Linked DNA regions of Mus musculus: region 1 is linked to region 2. A link is a loop called in an ENCODE intact Hi-C map of the cell type or tissue named here. Cell type or tissue: heart. All regions are shown on one strand.

Region 1 (8,000 bases), 190 kb after region 2:
CTGAATCTGTTCTGTCCAGCACTGCATACTCCATGATGTGTGCAGGGACTGTCCTTAAAGGCCGCTCGCTCCCCACTCCTGCATTCCCGGCTGTGGGAGCTGGATGGATGGGACCAAGTGTTCCAGTCCTCTCATTACTCTCATGACTGGATTCTTCCTGTGACTGCCCGGCCAGAGACTGCACGCACATACGCACGCGCATACACAAATGTGTATTTTAAGGTTTTATTATTGTTGTTGGCATTCTTGGGTGTCATGGTGCACGTGTGGAGGTCAGAGGGCAGTTTTCAGGAGTCAGTTCTTTTTCCACATTAGTGATGCTGCCTGGTTGCATACTTCAGGCTGGTTAGCCTGTAAACTTCCGGGCAGCTCCCCCGTCGGAGTGCTGGAATTACAGATGTGAGCCTCTGCATTCAGCTTTGTGTCATTCCAGGGATTGATCTGAGGTCCTCAAGCTTGCAGTCAGTTAGCTGCTGAGCCAGCTTGCTGCCATTTGTAATTTTTTTAAGGCAAGATCTCACACTGTATCCTGGACTAGCATTCACAATCATCCTTCTGCATCCGGTTCCTAGGTGGTGAGATTATGGGTAAGTGTCATTCTACCCAGCCAAACATAGCTTTCTTTATGTTTTATAGTTTACCACGTCTGCAGTCCAATACTGTAGCTGCTGATTTTTATTTTCCCCATGAAATGTAAAATAGCAGTGCTGCTTGTGGCTGTCATAGGCGCAGTAGAGCCCTCTCCCATTACACACAGGAGCAAATGAAAGCATGTGTGAGGAAGGTAATGAAGACTGCCCTGAATCCACCTCAGTTGTTCAGATAGCTCTGGGCCTAGTACAGTGTCGGAGAGATACTGGACATCAGTGAGTCTTATTTCGTAAACACATGAGTTCAAGTCCCAGCTCAGGCATTTACCAGTTTCTTGACTTGGGAAAATCACTTGGTTTTGAGTCTTCAGTTTCTTCGTTTGTGGAATGGGATGATGTGCATATCTTAGACTCTGGTTATTTGATCAATAGAACTGTCTTCCATCCATCCTTGATCCATTTTTGCCTGCAATATCGTGTTAGTGAATGTCTGACCGTTTCTAATCCCAAGGGAGAAAGGGCGTGAAAACACTAACTTCTCTGCAAGTGTAATTGTCACACGCCATTCACTGGAGACTCGAGCAGTACCCCAGAGATCAGGCAGAGTTCCTTCTGCCGAGCTCTGGCTGTACCTGGCCTCTTGTGAATTGGCAAGTTTACCTTCTTTTTCTCTTACCAGTGGAAGCTGTGAAAGAGATTAACGTTGAGTCTAAAACAGTGGAGAGACATTCTAGGCAGTGGTAATAAGCACTTATGTGTGCTTGCGCTCTCTCTCTCTCTCTCTCTCTCTCTCTCTCTCTCTCTCAGTGTCAGGGCTGTGTTCTTTTCTCCTCGTGCTGACAGACATTCAGTTGGGACTCACTCTGTTTAAGTGTCATGTTGAGTTTATTGAACATGATGATGGATTTGATGCCCTTTGGGCATTTGTGGCTTCACGTCAGGAATGCAGGCCCAGGAGCCGAGAGTAAAGCTGGGTGGAACAGTGCTCACCTCAGGATTCAGTCTTCAGAGGAAAGTAAGACGTTTATGTGTCTGCGTGTGGAGAATCTGCTAGAGTAGACCGACAAGCTGCTCAGCGCACGCCTTTAACCTCAGCACTTGAGAGGCAGAGGCAGGCGGATTTCTGAGTTTGAGTCCAGCCTGGTCTACAGAGTGAGTTCCAGGACAGCCAGGGCTACAGAGAAACCCAGTCTCAAAAAATACAAAAGCCCTGGATGCATGATTATACCCAGTTTGGAGATTATATGTGACCTAATTAAAAACATAGCTTATATCTACATTGTATGGACATATGTACGCAGTAAGCATTTTGGAGAAGAAATGCCAATCCATAGAATCATCTGTCTTAGATGTAAGAGACCCATTGGCCACAGATAAAGAAAATGGTAGCTTCTAATAGAAGCTCAAATAGAAGGGATAAACACCTGAATTTCAGGCCTGTACAACAAATACTCGTGTGTGTGTGTGTGTGTGTGTGTGTGTGTGTGTGTGTGTGTGTGAGCAAGTTTGTTAGGAGGAGACTCTTCAGCAGCCAGATGAGGGAGTGCTTGTCCACAAGTGCACTTAGAGTCTGAGTCAGGCCTCACAAGTTTGAGGCCAGCGTGGCTCATATAGTGAGAACCTGTCTCAAAAACAAAACTAAGAAGTCTCTTAACTTACTGAAAATAAGTGAAAGAGTGTCTGTAATATTGCTTTCAACAAAGCAAAAGCTCTTAGGGAGGAAAGGGGGGTTCGAGTTTGTTTGTTTGTTTATTTTTAGAGACAGTGTTTCTCTGTGTAGCCCTGGCTTTCTGAAACTCAGTCTGTAGTCTAGGTTGGCCTGGGACTCTTAAGATCCATGTGCCTCTTTCTCTCAAGTGCATGTGCCTGCCAGGAAAGGGTTTATTCAGCCTACATCTCTCAGGTCACATTCTGTCACTGAGGGAACTCAAGGCAGGAACTTGGTAGCAGGAACTGAAGCAGAGGCCATGGAGGAGTGCTGCTTGCTGGCTTGCTCCTTGTGGCTCTCTCAGCCTTCTCTCTTACAGCATCCAGGACCACCTGGCTGGATCCATATGTCAGTGTGTTGGGGACATTTTCATGTTAAGGTTCCCTCTTCTCAAATGACTAGCTGGTGTTAAGTTGACAGAAAACTAGCCAGCACAGATACTATATCTGTTGTTAGCATTTTTCGAGTAATTCCTTAACATTTTAAAGATGCACTTTTAAGCATTTGTCGTCACACTATGTAACTTTGTATTGTACTTTATTTTGCCATGGGAAATGCTGTATATTCACAGTACTGTACACATTTTCACTATAAGATAAGTCGCTGGCATGTTTGGCTGGCTCTTCTGGCACCAGCCTGGGATTAATGCAGTTGCCGTGCTTGTGTTGGGTGTTAGTTTGCTTCTAGATTCTCCTGTCATGATGCATTGTGCCAGCATGGCAGCCTGCATCTGTAGCCCCAGCTACTCAAGCAACTAAGGCAAGTAGATGAGTCTGCATGGTTAACGGTCAGCTGGGTGCACAGCACAATCCAGCCTGATTATTTTCTTGGGCAGGATTCCTAGGTGTAGTTATAATGAGACTGACAGCCAGGACTGGTGCAAAGGGGCAGACCCGTGTTTTTGGCTGATATTGCAAGCCAAGGACTTCTAGTTTCTTCCTCGGCTAGTATCAGATGTATCAGGTATTTATGTTTTGTTTTGCCTTTAAAGAAGGGATCTCCATTCATAGCCTCGAGCTCTGACCTCTCCCGCCTGCTTGGATTACAGATGATTTAGCTCAGACTCTTGATCTGTGTTTACTTTTTCCTGGCAGACTCCTGCCACCTACTGGTCAGGCTGCATATTTACAGCATTTTGTAGTTAGTGGTTTGTATCTCTACCCAACCAGCCAATTGCTATGGTCAGGAGGATGGAGTTCCTTGGTTGACTAGACTGTCTTGGGCCCGCAGCAGGGAATTACCTTGGAATATAGAAAGAAGGTTGTTCTCTAAAGTAATTCACCTTCAACAGCAGGAAAGGGGCATTCTAAAATTATTTAAGGGGCCGGAGAGATGGCTTGGTTGTTAAGAGCATGTAGATTGTTGTTTTTGTGCTTTGTGGGGGTTTTGTTGTTGTTGTTGCTTTGGTTTTTCGAGACAGGGTCTTACTCTGTAGCCCTGGCTGTCCTGGAACTCCATCTGTAGACCAGGCTGGCTTTGAACTCAGAGCTCTGCCTGCCTCTGCCTCCTTTGGCCATGTTTTTTTTTTTTTTTTTTTAAGATTTATTTATTTATTTATTATATGTAAGTACACTGTAGCTGTCCTCAGACACTCCAGAAGAGAGAATCAGATCTTGTTACGGATGGTTGTGAGCCACCATGTGGTTGCTGGGATTTGAACTCTTGACCTTCGGAAGAGCAGTCGGGTGCTCTTACCCACTGAGCCATCTCACCAGCCTGCCTCTGCCTCCTAAGTGTGCCACTGCCCAGTGTGATTTGTGTTTTAAGACACCTCTCTCTCTCTCTGTAACCTAGGCTGACCTGGAACTCACTACGTAGACCTTGAACCCACAGAGATCCACTTGCCCCCACCTCCCAAGAGCTGTGTATCTCTATGCCCAGCCAAAGTTAAAACTATTTAACATTTAAAATTTATTTTGTGGTGCTGCAGAAGACATACATGTTAAATGCCTGTGCTGCTTTCCTTCCCAGACTTCTCATTTTTGATAGTTATTGATACGTAACTTCTAAAAGTTAATTCTAACTTAATAATGTTTCTTATTTTTCTGTTTTCACCAATATTGGTTATTGTTTTTCTAAACATTGTTGCCAGTTTAATGTTGAAAATAGTACTATGGGGCTGGTGAGATGGCTCAGCAGTTAAGAGCACTGACTACTCTTCCAAAGGTCCCAAGTTCAAATCCCAGCAACCACATGGTGGCTCACAACCATCCGTGACGAGATCTGACGCCCTCATCTGGTGTGTCTGAAGACAACTACAGTGTACTTACATATAATAAAGAAATAAATCTTAAAAAAAAAAAAGAAGAAGAAAATAGTACTATGCCAGGGTATGTGGCACAGACCTGTAGTTGAGATCTGTAGCCAAGGTTACATATGTAGTGAGAACCTTTTTTTAAAAAAGTACTTTTTCTATTTTTTTCACTTAACATCAACTGTAATTATTTTCTGTAACTAATTTAAATGGTTGCTTCCTTTTCCATTTGACTGATTTACCATCGTTTGTCAAGATGTTCTCCAATTATTAGTTATTAAAGTGGATTTGGAATTCTGCTGTTCTTTTTGTTTTGAAACTGGGTTCAGTCTGTAACCCAGACTGCCTTGAATTCACTATGGAGACCAGGGTGGTCTCACAGGTGTGATCCTCCTGTCTTAGTTTTTTGAGTACTGGACTAACAAGTATGAGCCGCTGTATACAATTCTTTCTTAAATTTACTTACTGTATTATTTTATGCAAATGAGTATTTTGCCTGCATATATGGGGAACATGTGCATATCTGGTGCCTTCAGAAGTCAGAAGAAAGCATGGCTCCCCTAGGGACTGGAGTTAGAGATGGTTGTGAGCCGTCATGTGGTGCTGGGACTCAAACCTGCCTTTGCAAGAGCAAGTGCTCTTTTTTTTTTTTTTTAAATTATATTTTCTGTGCATTGCATGAATGCACAGAATGTGTTTTGCGTATATGTCTGTATGAGGATGTTGGATCCCTTGGAACTGAAGCTAGAGACAATTGTGAGCTGCCATGTGGGTGCTGGCAATTGAACCGGGGTCTGGAAGGGCAGCCAGTGCTCTCAACCACTGAACCATCTCTCCAGTCCCGGAAATAAGTGCTCTTAACTGCTGAGCCATTTCTCCAACCCCAATTCTTAATTTTGTTTTTGATTTTGTTTTCCAGACAGGGCTTCTCTGTGTAGTCCTGGCTCTCCTGGAACTCAGAGAATCCCCTTTCCTCTGCCTCCTAGGTTCTGGGATAAAAGGCGTGGGCTGCTGCCACCGTCACCACCAGCATCACTAGCAGCAGCAAGAGGCTACAGTTCTTCATTTTTAACATTCATAGATAGTAATACCTACAGTGTTTTTGCTCCTGGGTGCTTTGCCTCTATTGATGTTTTTTCTTTGGGAACAATTCCAGAGATTTTTCTAGCAAAGGTCTGAAGGCCTTGGTCAGGGGTGGAAGCATGTGACTGGCGTGTGTCAGGTCTGAAGAATAAAGGATCAGCACTACAGAAGGAAGCCCTTGCTTTGAAAGGATTTACCAACTTGTATTTCTATCTACACTGTGGGAGTGGGGCTGGGAAGACGGCTCAGCAGTTAAGCGCAATTGGTGCTCTTGCAGGGGACCAGAGTTTGGTTCCCAGCACCCATGTTGGCTGCTCACCACGGCCTGTAACTCCAGCTCCTGGGGCTCTGATGTCTCCCCTGGCCTCTGCAGGCACCTGCACATAAAGACACACACACACAGACACTCCTGGCATATAGACACTATACACATAGTTAGAAATCTTTTGAGGAACTGGAGGTGTAAACTCAGTCGCAGGATGGACACCTAGCATATAGGGGGCTCCGTTTCAATCCCTGGTACCATAGAAAACAGAACTCAGCTCAGTCTTCATGTGGTTGCTGTCATTGTGTTACATATTTTTAGTTTTCCTCCTATCTCTTGGTGCTAGGAATGGAATCCCCAGCCTGGTCATACAAAGCAGTTCCACTGCTGAGCTCTTCTCTATCTGAGCAGTTATTGAACCAACGTTGACTGGCACTGGAGAGACAGCTCAGTGGTTCAGAACACTCGCTATGCTTTCAGAGGACCAAGATTGGATTCCCAGCACCCTGTGACAGCTCACAGCTGTCTGTAACTCCGGTCCCAGAAGGTCTCTTCTGGCCTCTTTGGGTGGTAGCCACACATGATGTACAGACATCTACGCAGGCAAAACACCCATGCACATAAAGTAAAGTAAAATTTAAGCAGGGTTGGTTGGTTGACTGGGTTAAAGGCTGATCTTAAATTGTTTTAGTTTGTAGTTTTAATCTATATAAAATGTTCATTAGAAGTTTAAAAATTCCCTGTTATAGCCTGCCTTTCCTACCTGTGCATTTGGAGTACAAATGTGTGTTTTTCTTTCTCACCTCAGGTCTGGTCCATCGAACTCACATGTCGTCCTGTCGAGTGGATAAGCCTTCTGAGATAGTAGATGTTGGAGACAAAGTGTGGGTGAAGCTGATTGGCCGAGAGGTAAAGTGTCCTGCCCCTTCGCGTGGTTGAAAGGCTTATAAAATGCTGGGCTTTCATTGGAGTTCATAACGGTGTGTAAACGTTCGTGATGGCTGACGTCCTTATTTTTAAATCTTGTCCCAGTCATCTGTCTTGAGTTTGAATCTTCTGGTTGTCTGTCCTGCGGGCCTGGGAGAAAGAACATGAAGTGCAGAAGTGTAGTGGGGGAGTGTGTGTTCATGGGACTCTCCTCCTGAGGCTTAGATAGAAAAGAGCCAGAGATGGAGATTTACTCTTTAGCTTAGCTTCAGAGAGCACTTGTCACGTGTACTTCATCTTAGGCCGGAAGGAAAAAGACACACAACTTGCAGCCATTTCTCCTAGAGTAGATGGGCAGCTCGGGCATGGGGGTGCATGCCTTCCGTGGGCTACGAGGGAATGGCAGGCAGAAAGCCAGGGACACTAGTAGGAATCTGAAAACTGTTGAGTGCTTCCACGTGTTAGGTTCTGTAGCTGTAAGACGGAGCCAGAGCTGAATGTGGTGTCATACTTCTGTTACTTTAGCATCCAGGAGGCTGAGGCAGGAGAGTGTGTGTATGTCTACTGTCTGCCTGTCCACTCATGCAGGCCACAGTGTGTGTGGAGATCAGAGGACAGCTTGCTGCAGTCTCCTCTCTCCCTGCACCATGTGAATTCTGGGAATTGAACTCACGATGTTAGGCTTGACAGCAGGCACCTTCACCCACTGAGCCATTTCACTGGCCCCTCCAAGATAGGAATGGATGAAGACCATTTCCTGTACCTCTTCAGCCGTTACGTCTGCCCTTTTTACTTCTTGTACACCCCCCCCCCACACACACACACCCGTGTTCTTAGCTTAGTACTTAGTCATTTGGAGGTTAGTCTTTGCTCTGGTGTTTACAGATTGGGCTCTGAGGTGTCACAGATCAGTGGTCAGGTATTCAAGGGGCTTGGGAACATAGCTCAGCTGGTATATGCTTGCCATGCAAGCACGAAGGCCTGACTGAGTTCGCTTACACTAGCACCTGAGTGGAAAGCTAGGTGTGGTGATGTACTCTTGTGATCCCAGTGCTCAGGACGTGCAGATAGGGGACTCCAGGGACTTGCCGGTCCTTGGCTGAATGGGGCTCCAGGTCTCAAAGAACAACGTAGAGGTTCCAGAGGAATGAATCAGGTTGACTTTTGGCTTCT
Region 2 (8,000 bases):
ATGTCAGCTGCCCAGGGTGGTCAGGGCCTAAGGGCACAGATCTACATCTGTGACAACAGCCCCACCGCCTCCCCTTTACAGTGAGGAATCCAGACTCAGCGTGGTTAAGTCTTCCTAAGGACATATAGCAAAAAAAGGCAGGTAGAGGCAGACCTGGAGTGAGGGCTCCTACACTGTCACCATCCTGCTATGGGGACAAAAAAGGGACCATACACCTATGTTCCCCAGGGAGGCAAGGAAGCATCAGGGAGTCTTGGGTTCTGTCCCTACTGCCTGATGTTCACTGAGGATATGGTCTGCCAGGCGTGGTGATACATATCTGTAATCTTAGAAGCTGGGAGACAGAGACGGTATCATCATGAGTTCAAGGATAGCCTGGGCTACACAGTGAAATACCCTCCCTATATTTAAAAAAGAAAAAAAAGACAACATAGTCTGAAGGTACTGGTAGCGTGGCTTCCCCTCCACTGCTCATAGTCTTCTGGACACCTAGTCTCCGACATCCTCGGCCTGCTGCTGCTGCTCCCTGCTGGTCCCTGGTGCCTCTTCAGGGGGCCATATCTAGGGAAAAGGCTTTTCAGTAGATTCGCCTGCATCCATACTTGGTGACTGCAGTAGCATGGACATGCAGGGCCAAGCTACAGATGACCCATTCCCGCTCATTCCCGGTCATCTCCTAAAGGCCCAGCTCCGCCTTGCCGGTTCTGTTGGCAGGTGCCCTCACCCTCTGAGCCCTGCAATTTGCATGTTTAAGACTTTAGTTATTTATGTTTAATTATGGAGGGGTACACTTGAGTGTGGTTACCTGAGGAGGCCAGAATAGGGCACTGGATCCCCTGGTCCTGAAGTTACAGGTGGGTTTGAGCCCTGGATTTGTGTTGATGCTGAGAAAGTTTTATTGCTGAGCCATCTCTCCAACCCCAGTTTGTAAATTTGAGGGGGGAGCGTGGTCAAGACAGGGTTTCTCTGGCTGTCCAGCAATTTGCTCTGTAGACCAGGCTGGCCTGAATTCAGAGATCTGCCTGCCTCTGCCTCCAGTGCTGATATCAAAGGCGTGCCGCACCCACCACTGTCCAGCCCTGATTTGTATTTTTTTTTTTTTTTTTTTTTGGTTTTTCGAGACAGGGTTTCTTTGTGTAGCCCTGGCTGTCCTGGAACTCACTTTGTAGACCAGGCTGGCCTCGAACTCAGAGATCTGCCTGCCTCTGCCTCCGGAGTACTGGGATTAAAGGCGTGCGCCATCACGCCCGGCCTGATTTGTATTTTTAACAGACTCCTCAAAGTAATTGCAATATATCTAGAGGAGCTTCCTCCCTCTCTAAGGCCCTGGGCTAAGGGCCAGCCCTGCCTCCTAGCTGTGTGATGCAGAGAAGCTCAGACAGCCCCTGTGTCTTAGTGAAGGGGAAAAGATACACCGGTCTGCTATGCAGGACTATGAAGGATGGGTGTGGACTTGTAACCCCCAGTTTCCCTTGAAGTCTGTCTCCATTGACTACATAACCCTCCCTGTACTCACTGCCCCCCCCCTTACTCACCTCTACTTTCTGCAGTATGCAGCCTGGCTTGTACTCTGGGTTGGCTGGAACGCCTTCATCATCTGCTTCTACCTGGAAGTTGGACAGCTATCCCAGGTAAGCCTCAGGCCTGGTGGTGTGCAGAGCACACCTTGACCTTTGCCGTCCTTACTGGGGGCTGGGACATAATCTCTTCCACACCCCCTTTCTCCCTCTGCACACTCCAATAATCTGTGCAGCCCGCTTGACCCCCATTTTTGTTTCTGGCTTCTTCTGTGCTTCTTAAAAACAAGAATGGCCCGGATGAGGCTAAAGGGCACCTGCCGTGAAGATGAGCCGAGGGCTCTATTGACCACAGGCGCAGTGAAAACTGAAGGTCTGTGTTGGCACATGATGATATGCTCAGAGGAAGGTGAAAATGTCACACACGCACATTTTATTGCTTAGACACAGAGGCGCGGCGGGTCCAGGGCGGATCGATATTTTTCAGAAAGGAAAGAGAATAGGGTAGCGTTTGTTCAGGGAAAATTGAACAAACCGTGTCATGTGGAGAAGAAACTAAAGAAAGCAGGGGTGTGTGCCTGGAAGAGCAGCAAGCCCAGAGATGTGCAACTTCTATTTTTAGGTATAAAGGAGGACAAATCCAGGAATAAAAACTTTGGCTTCATGGCTTGACCCTGCTCCATTTAAATCTCTGCTGTAACACTGCCCAGCAGTTTGACACTGGGCAAATGGTCTGTTCTCTCTAAGCTTCAATTTGTTCTTTCTTTAGATGTGTTTATTATTTATTTTACGTGTGCGCGTGTGCTGTAGTTACTTTTTTATTGCTGTGATAAAATACTATGACCAAGGCAGTTTATAAAAGAGTCTTAATTTGGGTGTCAGTGGATTAGTTAGAGTCCATGATGGCGGAGCAAGGGGTTGGCAGCAGAGAGCTCACATCTTAAGCCACAACCCCAAGGCAAAGAGAGAGATCACTGGGCTTTTAGGACGCCAAAGCCTACCTCCCATGACACATCTCCTCCAGTAAAATCACATCCCCTTTTTTGTTTGTTTGTTTGTTTGTTTGTTTTGAGACAGAGTTTCTCTGTGTAGCTCTGGCTATCCTGAAGCTTGCTCTGTAGACCGGGTATGCCTATAACTCAGAGATCCACCTGTTTCTGCCACTCGAGTTCTGGGATTAAAGGTGTGAGCCACCACTGGGCAAGACCATGCCTTCTCATCCTCCCCAAACAGTCCCACCAACTGGGGACCAAATATTCAAACACATGAGCCTATGGGGCTGTGGGATGACAGGGACTCCTCATTCAAATTACCACAGAGTGCATGGTCTGCATGCACATCTTCTGCATGCACATCCCTTCATCATGTGTGTGCAGTGCTGGCAGAGACCAGAAGAGGGCGACTGAACCCAAGGAACTGGAGTTACAGACAGTTGTGAGCTGCCATGTGAGTGCTGAGAATAGAACCCTGACCCTCTGGAAGAGCAGCCAGTGGTCTTAACCACTGAGCCATCCTTCCAGTCCCACCCATTTTTTAATTAATTAATTAATCAATCTATCTATCTATTTTAAAGACAGAATCTCTTTTTTTTTTTTTTTTCTGTTTTTCGAGACAGGGTTTCTCTGTGTAGCCCTGGCTGTCCTGGAACTCACTCTGTAGACCAGGCTGGCCTCGAACTCAGAAATCCACCTGCCTCTGCCTCCCGAGTGCTGGGATTAAAAGCATGCGCCACCAAGCCCGGCTTAAAGACAGAATCTCTTGTAGCCCAGGCAGGCCCCTAACACTCTGTAGCTAAGGATGACTTTGAACTCCTGACTTTCCCAAATGCTGGGATTACAGTCGTATGCCACACGTGGTCCTGGGGAGGGAACCCAAGACAGACATCCCCAGCTTCCTTCAAACCAGCTTGGAGAAATGGTTCAGTTGGCTAGAGTGCGTGATGTGCAAGCATGAAGGCCTAAGTTCAGATCCCCGGCACCCACATAACGCCTTCCAGTGGCATGTATCTGTAACCCCAACAGTGGGAGGTGATGGGGAAGGGCAGAGAAAGAGATTTCCTAAGGTTTTTCAAGGCAGCCAGTCTAACCAACCTTGTGAACTCTAGGATCTGTGAGAGACCCTGTCTCAAAAAATAAGGCAGGGGGGTCTAGGGAGATGGCTCAGCGGTTAAGAGCACTGACTGTTCTTCCAGAGGTCCTGAATTAAATTCCCAGCAACCACATGGTGGCTCACAACCATCTGTAATGGGATCTGATGCCCTCTTCTGATGTGTCTGAAGACAGTTACAATGTACTCATATACATAAAACAAATCAATAAATCTTTAAAAAAAAAAAAAAAAAAGGTAGGCCAGAGAGAAAACTCAGTGTTTGCTTTGTAAGCCTGATGACGCAAATGACGCAAGCTCAATTCCAGTGGTGGAAGGAGAAAAGAGAGCCAACTCCCAAAAGTTGTTTTTAGACATCTGGACGTGTTCTGTGACACATGTGCACACACAGGCACACATATCACCACCAACAACAATAATTAAATTTAAAAGAAAAAAGGTGAAAGGGCAATTGAAGAAGCCACCCAATGTGGACACACACACACACACACACACAGGGATGGACACACACAGTAGAAGCTTTAATCCCAGCATTTGGGAGTCAGGGGCAGGCAGATCTCTAAGTTTGAAGCCAGCCTGCTTTACAGAGCAAGTTCCAGTATAACAGGGCTACACACAAAAGCCCTGGCGGGGGTGGGGGTGGCGGATGGACCATAGGCAACCCCATGTGGTTACATACATGAAGCTCGATCACAGGCCTGTGTGTTTGCTGCCTGGTTAGTGTGGTGGTCTCAGTCTGACTGAAGGAGTGAAGGAATTGGTGGGTACATAGATGCACACCCTCTAAACAGCTGACCTAGCCCAGCCCCTTCTCCATCTGACAAATGGGAGAGTATGGATCAAGGAGAGGAGAAATTGGTCCAGAGTCACATACAGAGCAATGGGAATCCACTGGGTTGTACGGTAACTTGTATTGCAGATTTCAAAGATGCCAGGGGAGTTAGACCCTGTCTCTCTGTTAATGTTCTTCTAAGTCTGAAATTCAGAGGCTCCAACTTAGGCTCAACTGGATAGCCATCTCAAGTGATACCAGTGTGAAGTCAATGTGATCATCTGCTGCCACCTGCTGGCCAGGTTTGGACTTGCAGGTGCAGGCATTTCCCTCACAAATCAAGCTAGAGAAAGAAGAGCAGGCTGTGAGAATCCACATGGTAGGGGGCACCTGGGGAGAACCCTCCTACCCCTCCCCACCGCTGAGTATCTCAGGCCCCTCTGCCCCCCAGGACCGGGACTTCATCATGACCTTCAACACATCCCTGCATCGCTCCTGGTGGATGGAGAATGGTCCAGGCTGCCTGGTGACTCCTGTTCTGAACTCTCGCCTGGCCCTGGAGGACCACCACGTCATCTCGGTCACTGGCTGCCTGCTTGATTATCCTTACATTGAAGCCCTCAGTAGTGCCCTGCAGATCTTCCTAGCTGTGAGTCCTGTTCATCACCCATCCCCATATTCCCAGAAGTACAGACTCTAGTCCATCCATTCTTTATCCCCATTTAAGAGATGACAGGCCAGATATGGTGGCATAGACTCGCAATTCCATCAGGCAAGAGGCAGAGGCAGGAGGATCAGGATTACAAGTCTGAGATCAGCCTAGATTACATAGTGAGCTCCATACCCTACCCTGCCCAAGAAAGAAAAAGCAAAAGAATCCTGTGTATTCCAGCTCCATTTGTTCCTGTGTCCTGTGACACCTTCCTCCTCCTTCCACCCATCTCCCATCCCCCAAGAAGGGCATAGGCAAGTTTCATGAATGGGATGAGCCGTCAGGCCAAGTCCTGCTGGGCTTAGAAATCTAATCTAATACACCCCCGGGGACCTTGGATAAGTCATTTGCTCTTTCTAAGCTCCCTTGCTATTTGCATAGAAAGGGCAGTGCCAACCTTACAGAGCTTTGAGAACAAGAAAGGAGCTTCATCCGGGCATTGGTGGCACATGACATTTATCCCAGCACTCAGGAGACAGAGATAAGCAGCTCTCTGAGGTCCAGGCCAGCCTGATCTACAGAACAAGTTCCAGGACAGCCAGGGCTACAAAGAGAAAACTTGTCTCCAAAAAAAGCAAAAAGTAGAATAGAAGGGGTTTCAGATCGAGTCCACAGCCAATAATCAAGGGCAGCCTGGGCTGCTTGGGACCATTAATAGGAGGGCCAGCCTTGTCTTAGGGACCTTACACAGGCAGGGTCATAGAATCCTTTCACCTAACAGTCCAGTGATATGACCCAGGCCTAACCGGGAAGACTGGGGCACAAAGGAGTGAACTGCTTGTCAGTCACAGCCTTTTCCTTTTTCTTTTCTTTTTTTTTTTTGTTGTTGTTGTTGTTGTTTGTTTGTTTTTGTTTTTGTTTTTCCGAGACAGGGTTTCTCTGTGTTGCCCTGGCTGTCCTGGAACTCACTCTGTAGACCAGGCTGGCCTCAAACTCAGAAATCCGTCTGCCTCTGTCTCCCAAGTGCTGGGATTAAAAGCGTGCGTCATCACTGCCCGGCTACTCACAGCTTTTTCATGCAGCATTTAACTTAAATGTTTGCTTTGGACAGGCATTGAGTTGGGTGGGTAGAGGGGACAGGGACAACTTCTCTCTCTCTGATTGTTATCCGCTCTCTTAGCTGTTCGGCTTCGTGTTTGCCTGTTATGTGAGCAAAGTATTCCTGGAAGAGGAGGACAGCTGTAAGTGTGTCTCCCCACCACCACCACCACCACCCCCGGGGGTCTTTTCAGCACCGTGGACAGGGCCTCCTCCCCTCCTGGTTGCCCAGGGTCAGCTTGGGAGGAAAGAAGAGACACCAGGGATGGATGGGGTCTGCGTAACCACTCTGGGTTAAGACCCAAATGTCTAAATACTCAGTCCAAGACCCCAGAACCACTTTTGCCCATACTGGACCTAACTGCATAGAAGGGTTCAGAGCCTGAGGTTTTTCCTTCAAGCCTTTCTTAATCTCCGGGGGCGGGGGTGGGGGGGCGCAACACTTGACCCTCCCCTCTCCCACTCCTACGCACAGCCCGATCCCCAGGTCCACGTCCTGGGCGTGGCTGTTCTGGCCCCACCCACCCCTTCCCAGGAGTGGGTGTTCTTCACCTTCAAAACCCAGCCTTCAGGACTCACCCCTTCTCTTCCTCAGTTGACTTCATCGGTGGCTTTGACTCCTATGGATACCAGGCGCCGCAGAAGACGTCGCATTTACAGCTGCAGCCTCTGTACACGTGGGTCCCTGGTGGGGGCGGGGTGTTACTGGAGGGACAGTCATTAGTGTTGGTGGGAAAAGGGGGGCACGGAAAAGGCGTGGGAATCCGGGTCTCCTTGTCTGCCTACTCGCAGGCCTGCAAATGCACTTCTAACCTGCTCTTGTTTCCTGCAGGTCCGGATAGCTTCTGTCCCACCCGCGTACAGTTTTCCCTGGACCACTGGAGCCTGAAGCAGTGCTGTCCGGAGGCGCGGATCACGATAGGCAGGCGCGCCCCTGGTGGCGCTTAGGCTAACTGCAGCTTGTGCAGCCTCCTGGATCTGCAGCCCCTGGAGAAAATGCGGACTCTCAAGACTTGAACTTGGACCTGACCCTAGCTCTAGCAGGACTTCAGGGTTGGGGCAGGACGGGGCGGGGGGGAGGGGGAATCACTGGGTTTGTATTTTTTTTAATCTCAGCCTTGGTACGTGCCGGGGTCTTCCTCTTTCTTCAGCTCTACTCCTTACCTAGTATCTTGCCCTCAGTCCAAACAGCAAGACAGACCGAACTCACCCCATCTCACCTCTCATTCACCTGCCCTGGGGAAAGATACTGTGAACTAGAAGCAGGAGTCCTGGGCTCCAGCTACGGCACCATCACTGACATCCGGTGTGACATCGGGCCGAGTCTTTGCTCCCTCCGGGCCTCAGTTTCCCCACATCAAATAATTAAAATTATCCCTTAGTTGATGATGCTTCTAGCACTCTCGTTTGGCTTTCAATTCCATGGGCTACGCTGCAGATACGGAAACTAAGGCCCAGAGATGTGAGGTGACTTGCTTGAAGCCACACAATAAGGTTTTAGCAGAGGCAGGTTTTGAATCCGGTGTACTCTAGTTTGAGACTCCCCAATCCAGTATCTGGCCTCTGGACTTGGTTTACAAGCCCCAATCTAGCTTGGGCATTCCAGAACACTCACATATCACAGCCACCACGCACCAGCTCCACCCACTCTTAAAGCAATATATCAGTTCGTTCTCTTGGGAGCCAGACAGACAGAGCCTAAAGCCCGAGCTCAGCCTGACCCACAGGAGGCCTTTGTAGACTCAACCTGTTCCTCTTTGGCAAGCTTTTAAACCTCGTCCTCCAGGAAAGTGGGACCTCCACTCCTCTGCCAGGTCCCTAAGCCTGGGTCCCTCTCCCATGATCCCCTCCCACC

What was found. A loop is a pair of places that touch in the nucleus more often than their neighbours do. Peaks named below come from ENCODE experiments on the same cell type or tissue, not always from the same donor. Only the 100,000 strongest peaks of a DNase experiment are listed, where the experiment ranks them.
Region 1: a loop joins it to region 2, with 9 times the contacts of the local background. A loop is called at or near these places in 13 of 42 quality-filtered maps.

What each region holds. Positions count from the first base shown.
Region 1 is chr4:130,337,293-130,345,292 of GRCm38, reverse strand. It overlaps Zcchc17 (zinc finger, CCHC domain containing 17), which reads left to right. Exons shown (of 8, transcript NM_153160.5): 4 at 6,709-6,809. Among named protein-coding and RNA genes, the nearest start is that of Zcchc17, 19 kb to the left of the region's middle. In heart, a CTCF peak has its summit at 3,408 (motif pointing left); no DNase peak of the experiment used is centred here.
Region 2 is chr4:130,530,892-130,538,891 of GRCm38, reverse strand. It overlaps Nkain1 (Na+/K+ transporting ATPase interacting 1), which reads left to right. Exons shown (of 7, transcript NM_025998.4): 3 at 1,551-1,631; 4 at 4,847-5,044; 5 at 6,228-6,288; 6 at 6,741-6,822; 7 at 6,978-8,000. The coding sequence ends at 6,987. Among named protein-coding and RNA genes, the nearest start is that of Nkain1, 39 kb to the left of the region's middle. In heart, CTCF peaks have their summits at 2,880 (motif pointing right) and 7,087; DNase peaks (open chromatin) are centred at 4,711 and 7,081; H3K4me3 peaks cover 322 bases.